Regions from separate parts of the Homo sapiens genome. Here regions 1 and 3 are each linked to region 2. A link is a loop called in an ENCODE intact Hi-C map of the cell type or tissue named here. Cell type or tissue: dorsolateral prefrontal cortex. All regions are shown on one strand.

Region 1 (2,500 bases), 150 kb before region 2:
CAGGAGATCGAGACCAACCTGGCCAACATGATGAAACCCCGTCTCTACTAAAAATACAAAAATTAGCCGTGCGTGGTGGCATGTGCCTGTAGTCCCTGCTACTCGGGAGGCTGAGGCAGGAGAATCCCTTGAAGCAGGGAGGCGGAGGTTGCAGTGAGTCAAGATCATGCCACTGCACTCTAGCCTGGTGACACAGCAAGACTCCGTCTCAAAAAAAAAAAAAAAAAAAAAAGAGGGAATTAAGCAGAACACTAAGATTACTCCAGCTCCTTGGTGATAGTAACAATATCTAGGTGGTTCACATCAGTGTGGCACTTTGTCATTTTCAAAGCACTGTCATGTGTAAGCTGGGCTTCCGTTTGTACCTTCTGAAGTTTCAGGGCTGTATTCACCTTATTTCATTTGGGCTCTATTGAAGGCGAGGTTGAGAGAGATGCCCAGTAACAACACAAAGCCATGCTCCGCATCCAGCAAGGAGCTCTCAGCTCTCCTGGGTCCTCTCCTCTCATCCCACAAGAGCACCTTGAGTGGGTGCATGAGGATGCAGATTTTATAGACGCGGGAAGTTAAGATGGGGGAATTTAGGTAATATTCCTGATATTGCACAGCCAGTGAATGGAAAAATCAGGAGTTGAGCATCTGGGTCTGCATCCACGCCCAGCACACTTAGCACTAAGGCAGGGGTTCTCACAGTGTGACCCCTGCACCAGCAGCATCAGCACCATTTGGTAACTTGTTACAGGTGCAGATTCTGGGGCCTCCCCTGACGCTGCTGTATCAGATCTGCTGGAGGTGGAGCTCTGCCTTTTTGCAAGCTCTGGGATGATCCTAATGCTCTCATCTGTATGTGCAAAGCTGTAGCTATCAATGGCTGCTAACTGGTGGATGATGACTTGAACACAGGTGTTTTGATCTCCATACTCTTTCAATGGACGATATCAGCTGTTCTCAGTCCCACCTGAACATTGAATCATTTGGAGAGTTTAAAAGCAACTCACCGACAACAAAACCAAAACACACAAAGAAAGAAACAACCACATTCTCCAGGCCCCATCCCAAGACTATTAAGTCAGAGTTGCTTGGGGTGGTGCCAGGAGCTGCCTTTGTTTAGAGCTCCCAGATGCCAGGCAGCTGTTTCCCCTGACTGTCTGATAATCCTTGGCAGTCGGTTTCCATCTAAGTGCCAGGCCTTGAAAAGCAGACTGCAAGCTCTAAGCTCTGTGTGTGGGTGGGGCTGCTGGCTGTGTGGCCACTGGAAGGGTCAGTCTCCACTGCAGGGTGATGGCCCAGGATGCGTCTTTGGGGACACTCCCATGTTGTACACTTTTTTTTTTTTTTTTTTTTGAGACAGAGTTTCACTCTTGTTGCCCAGGCTGGAGTGCAATGCCATGATCTTGGCTCACCACAACCTCCGCCTCCCAGGTTCAAGCAATTCTCCTGCCTCAGCCTCCCAAGTACCTGGAATTACAGGCGTGCGCCACCACACCTGGCCATTTTTTTTTTATATTTTTAGTAGAGACAGGGTTTCTCCATGTTGGTCAGACTGGTCTCAAACTCCCGACCTCAGGTGATCTGGCCACCTCGGTCTCCCAAACTGCTGGGATTACAGATGTGAGCCACCATGCCTGGCCCCACGTTGTACTCTTAATGCTCTCTAAGTGATTGTACCCTAAGGTGAAATGCTAAGTGTTCACCTCTGACTGACCAGAGTCAGAACCTTCTTCTCTAGAAGGTTCTCCTAGTCTCCTTCCTGAAGGAGGTGTTAGGGGTCAAGTGGGGAATAAGCCTGGGGTCTGGGTGTCTGAACCACCTGCATAAAACCTTGTCGTGGAGTTTGCAGGGGCTGAGGCATGTATCTATCAGATTGCTTCTCTGCTTTCCCTGTTTAGGTTCACCTGCTTATACAATTTTACTGCTGTTCTCTCTTCTTTCATTATATCCTTGAAGGTTTGTGCTTTAAAAAAAAAAACAAGAAAAAAAAACAAGAAACTTTTTTGTTGTTTTAGTGATATTTCAGGAATAAGGGTGACTCAATGGATGTGTTAAGCCTGCCACTTCTAACCAGAAATCTGTACAAAATTTCCTATGAGAGTCCTCCTTCATCCTAGCCTTTGTCCAGACACACTTCCCTTGCTGTCTAGAGAAGCAGCTTCCTTCTGTCCTCATATGCTTGCATCGTTCCTTCTTGCCTCCCTCTCTGCCAGAAATGCTCTTCCCCCTGCATTCTGATGGCTTAATTCCTCTTGACCTTTGGAGTTCAGTCCCAGATCTGTCCCCTTATTGGAGCCTTCCCTGCAGCACCTGGAGCTGTGCTTGGGTCACACTGTAGTGTGATCTGATTATATGATTGATGTCAGTCTTCCCAACTAAACCGTAAGTTCATGAGGCCACGAACCTGGCTGATTGTGTGTGCCATTGTATCTATCTCCTCTACCCAATGCATATTTTTGAATAAATAAATGAATGAATAGGCAGGTGGGGGCTTGAAGGCCTCTTGATT
Region 2 (2,500 bases):
CACTGTACTAAGACCCTCGTCCTGCCCAGTGCCAAGAGAAGTCAGTGAGAATTAAACTCTAAGAAGCCCCCTGAATTGGAGGAAATGCTAGCATTTGTCCTCTGAAGCTGCCAGCTGCATGAGTGCACAGCTGCTGGTTGAATTCCGTGGCTGAGGTTGGATGCCTGCCTGACCTGGCCTCGCCAATGCTGGGTATACAGCAGAGGGGATAGTCTCAAATCAGGCCATCAGAAGAGTGGTGGGCAATCTCAAAGAGAAGGCACAGCTGGGAAGAAAATTTTCCATCTGCCCTGAGTAGAGGGAGGAGAAATAGGTCAGGCCAGACAATGTAGGGGCTGTCCGCGGACGGTGATCTGAAAATGAATCACTTCTGTGTTGAGCAGAGGCTAGGTCAAATTTTCCAGAAAGGGCAGAATTCCCAGTTGGGTAAACTATTGGGACATAGAAAAGACACATCGTTGGCACAGGGGAAGAATCACTGAACTTGGAGATGAAAGATCTGCCAATTCCTGTGCGCTGGGTGGGTACCTTACCTAAACCATCTGAGTTTCAATGTCTTCAACTGCAAAGTGGGCCCATGAGATGAAATAAGAAAATCTGTTTTGCAAAGTTTTTTTTTTATTTTTTATTTTTATTTTGTTTTATTTTATTTTTTGAGACGGAGTCTGGCTCTGTCACCCAGGCTGGAGTGCAGTGGCGCGATCTCGGCTCACTGCAAGCTCCGCCTCCCGGGTTCACGCCATTCTCCTGCCTCAGCCTCCTGAGTAGCTGGGACTACAGGCACCCGCCACTGCCGCCGGCTAACTTTTTATATTTTTAGTAGAGACGGGGTTTCACCGTGGTCTCGATCTCCTGACTTCGTGATCTGCCCACCTCGGCCTCCCAAAGTGCTGGGATTACAGGCTTGAGCCACCGCGCCTGGCTGCAAACTATTCTTAAGATTGTATCCATTGATATTAATAAGGGCTAATTGTCTGGCCCATAGTACAGTTTTGGGGCAGTGTCTATTGAAGAATTCCTAACTTATCTTGCAAGGACTATTATGCACTTAGTGAAATTTAATCCCATAGCCATCCCATAAGTGGCCATTGGGAGCTCCTTTTACAGTTAAGAAGACAGTCTCTAGAGCTTCCAGAACTCGTTCATGTACATTCCAGTCCCTGCCAGGGGACAGTCAGCGTGTGATGGAGCGCTGGGCCTGTGCTTATCCAACCCCGGCTCCCCAGCTCCTTCTTCGCCTGCTGTTTTCCATCTCAGCCTCCTCTTCATGGAGGGGTGAAAGGAAACCAGCCCCTGCCCCGCTGATCCCCATTCACAGAGGCCGTTTTTGTGGCCAGCCTGGGCTCGACATGACCAGCGTGGCAATGTGGACCTCTCTCCGCCGGCGCTGCCCATGTCCAGGCCCCCGCGAGCGCCTCCCCTGCTTCCCCGGCATTGTCCGAGGCCTGGCGGAAGAGAGGCTTCCCAGTGCTTCCCGCGGCCTGGGAATGTACAGTGAAGTCACCAGCCTGCGAAAGAAAAGGCCTCTGTCTCCCGGGTGACGGGGCTCTATTCGGGGATGCGCATTATGCAGCCCTGGTCCTCACAAAGAAAGTCGCGACTGTTCGGGGCACGTCATCTGGCCTGGCAGCTCTGAGAGGGGACATTTCATTTCCGCTCTGCATGTTCCCTCCTGCCCCCTGAATGGCTCTGGGCTGTGTGGCCACACAGTGACCCACTGCCTTTCTGCCAGGATGGTGCGAGCCACCCAGAGAGAAAAGTCCTGATTAGCACTTTCCCACGCGTGCCTCAGCCTGGCCAGGCATCCGCCGCAGGCAGAGGCGTTCCTGTGGCTCTGGGGTCCACAGTGGCTCTTGCTCCAGGCCTGGACGACAAGCTCTTACAGGCAGTAAGAGACATTGCCCTGTCTTGGTTCTTGGGGATGAGACCACAGGAGCTGCGAGCCCTGAGTGGGGGTCTGGCTGTAATGAAGGCCAGCAAGGCAGATGGTCAGGGCCAATGCCACGTCCACCCAGCAAAGCCAGAACAGGGACCAGGCTAGCGGCTGGGTTAGTGCAGAGCAGACAGCCGATCCTAGAGGGGCAAGATGAGACAGCACAGATCAGACCAAGGCCAAGTCCAGCAGCAGTGAGCAAGGGGTGGACATGTCCAAAACAGGGAAGTCAAAGTCGGTCTTGATCAGCTTCTCAAATGGACTAAGGGCCACCTATGTCAGAATCACAAAGTGAGACTGTTAAAAATACACAATTTAGGTTCCTACCCCAGACCAACAGAAAAAGAAGCTGCAAAGCTCTGGCCTGGGAATGGGCATTGTAAAAAAAAAGAGTTCTAGAGGGGCCACTTGAGCTCATTAAAACATATGTATGCCTAGTGTTCCATTATTGGAACACTGAGCATATGGGAGTTATTTATTCCCTACTGCTCAAGGTCATTGCCAAGGTCTGATTGCAAAAACTCAAAAAATAGCAACCTCAGGCACAAATGGGTTAAACTAGAAAGA
Region 3 (2,500 bases), 360 kb after region 2:
AAAGTCAGATGGAGGTTAGCTTTACAACTGCTTTGTCAGAAATATGGGTAACATACAAATAATCCTATCAGGAAAAATTGTATATCCCTTCATTTTTGTTGTGGCTATGAATAGACTGTTTTGCGAATTCTTTTAGAATGAGCCTATCTGACATGCCCATCCATGCTCTGATGTGAGACGCTTCTCTTTAGGACGTCAGCTGTACATACTGCACTAGGTGTGGTCTAAGTAGGAGGTTGCCCAGGCAGATGATTGGCTGCTTGATCACGAACCTACAAAAGCCCAGATAAATAGTGTGGCATAAACCACAAACATTTTCCAGCCAGACGTGGTGGCTCACGCCTGTAATTCCAGCACTTTGGGAGGCCCAGGCAGGTGGGATCAGTTGAAGTCAGGAGTTGACCAGCCTGGCCCACATGGTGAAACCCTGTCTGTACTAAAAATAGAAAAATTAGCCAGGCATGGTGGTGCATGCCTGTAATACCAGCTGCTCAGGAGGCTGAGGCAGGAGGATCACTTGAACCCAGGAAGCAGAGGTTGCAGTGAGCTGAGATCACGCCATTGCACTCCAGCCTGGGTGACAGAGTGAGATTCTGTCTCAAAAAAATAAAAAGCCGGGCATGTTGGCGGGTGTCTGTAATCCCAGCTACTTGGGAGGCTGAGGCAGGAGAATCTTTTGAATCTGGGGAGATGGAGGTTGCAGTGAGCCAAGATCGTGCCACTGCACTCCAGCCTGGTAGACAGAGGGAGACTCCATCTCAAGGGAAAAAAAAAACAAAACTATAAGTATCTTTTCAGTGTGCTAGATGAGAGATGTTAGAGTTGGGCTTCCTGGAGAGCACCTCCCCCAACTTTTTTTTTTTTTTTTTTTTTTTTTTTTTTTTTTAAAGCGTACGTGGTCGCTCTCACTCCTGAAACCTTCAGAGCCAGAGCTCTGTTTAATCCTAACACAGAAGGGAGGAGGGATTCTTAGGCCTAATGCACCCTCTAGTGTTCACCAGGAGACAAGGCCGCACCACCCAAAAGTCCTTGGTTCTTGTGAGAATGCAGAGTTGCCGTATTTGAGGTGGCATCTTGAAAATGCCTAATCGTGTTTTAAAGTGGATGCTCATCCACAGCAGATTCTGCTTAAAGCTGCCTTGAAGTCGAATAGAGAAATTCCGAATAAGCTCCCCTTCCTGCAGGCCCGACCGTGGCATTTTTGAGCAGGGTCCTTCGGGGCTGTGTGTGCAGACACCACTCACAGGCTGCTGGAGCTCAGGAGGTTTGACTTTAGGACTCAGAATGGGCTTTTGCTTAGACTCACTGTGAAAAGTGACAGTGAAGTTCCCAGCCTGGAAAGATCCCCTGCGATCAGGTTCTGTTCTCTGAGTTCTGAGTACACATCCATGTTCCATCAGTAGGAAGGGAGTGTCTGAGATCCCGGGAGTTGGGACCACACACACCTGCGTGTGACTGGCTGCTGGCTGGGTGACCTTGACACCTGGGACTTTGGTGGGGTTCAACAGGAATTCCCAGAAGACACTCAGTGCATCCGTGGGTATGTGATAGGCATCTTAACAATGGCTGCTTTTGTTCCTCATATTTCAATCTGCGACCAGTGTTCCAGGGTCCTGCCTGGAATCCTGAACCCCACCCCCCACTGTCCCTGCCCCTGGAGGCAGCGTATCCCTCTGAGTCTCCTGCCTGAGCCAAGGGGCACATCGAGCCTCCTGCCAGGGTGGCTGCTTAGATTCTCGAGAAACCCTGATGAAGTTGAAGTCCTTGAGTAAAAGAAAGTACCCCCATTTATTCCCATGAATTCCATGAACATCCGTTGATCGGATGTGGAAAGATGCCCAGGAAGGCCCCAGGGGAGTGTGTGCGTGTGCGAGGGTGGCCTCTGGGGTTGGGAGGTAAGTCAGCCCCACACCCTCCCGGGGTGAACAGGTAAGCTGGCCCCACGCCCTCCCGGGGTGAGCAGGTAAGCGGGCCCCATGCCCTCCCTGCAGGACTCCTCTTAGCTGGGCCACCCCCAGATGAACCAGAACGAAAAGTTGCAATCAGGGCTGTATTCCTCACCTGCGGGATTCTCTTGGTCCTTCCCTAGACTTCAGGGAGCACCCCAGAAAGCCTGATGGCAGGAAGCTGGCATGCACGTGGGCTCTGAGGGTCCCTGCCGCGACGCTTGCTTCCTGCGTGCAGACTTGCTCTCCGTGAAGCCCGTGCTCGGCTGCTCTTTCAGGGGTTTGGCTTCCTGGGATGCCAGAGACAAAAGAGGGATCAGGTTGTCTAGGAAGGCACCTGGCATTTCTCTTCCTGCTGCTTTGGGGTAGGCAGCGTTAGAGGTCAGAGCATATGGGATGGGAAAGAACGGAAGAGGAATTAGGTTCATTGCCAAAGGATTCCTGGGCTGGGGTGAGGCCTCCGCCCGCTGGCGGGAGGGGCAGCTCTGCCAGCAGGAGCTCTTTCTGGGCAGTAGCCAAGGACTGCACGAATGTTCATAATTGGGCAAGATGGG

Evidence for each region. Hi-C counts contacts between places; a loop is a spot of excess contacts. Peaks named below come from ENCODE experiments on the same cell type or tissue, not always from the same donor. Only the 100,000 strongest peaks of a DNase experiment are listed, where the experiment ranks them.
Region 1: a loop joins it to region 2, with 3 times the contacts of the local background. A loop is called at or near these places in 1 of 110 quality-filtered maps.
Region 3: a loop joins it to region 2, with 4 times the contacts of the local background. A loop is called at or near these places in 1 of 110 quality-filtered maps.

Annotation. Positions count from the first base shown.
Region 1 is chr2:235,237,591-235,240,090 of GRCh38, forward strand. No RefSeq gene overlaps it. Among named protein-coding and RNA genes, the nearest start is that of AGAP1, 260 kb to the right of the region's middle. In dorsolateral prefrontal cortex, no CTCF peak of the experiment used is centred here; a DNase peak (open chromatin) is centred at 1,121.
Region 2 is chr2:235,383,312-235,385,811 of GRCh38, forward strand. No RefSeq gene overlaps it. Among named protein-coding and RNA genes, the nearest start is that of AGAP1, 110 kb to the right of the region's middle. In dorsolateral prefrontal cortex, no CTCF peak of the experiment used is centred here; DNase peaks (open chromatin) are centred at 177 and 1,510; H3K4me3 peaks cover 1,066 bases; H3K27ac peaks cover 2,435 bases.
Region 3 is chr2:235,745,526-235,748,025 of GRCh38, forward strand. The region is part of intron 5 of AGAP1 (ArfGAP with GTPase domain, ankyrin repeat and PH domain 1); the gene reads left to right. LOC105373942 (a long non-coding RNA gene) reads right to left here. Exons shown (of 4, transcript XR_001739943.3): 4 at 2,173-2,236. Among named protein-coding and RNA genes, the nearest start is that of TNRC17, 230 kb to the left of the region's middle. In dorsolateral prefrontal cortex, a CTCF peak has its summit at 1,007 (motif pointing left); a DNase peak (open chromatin) is centred at 996; H3K27ac peaks cover 1,839 bases.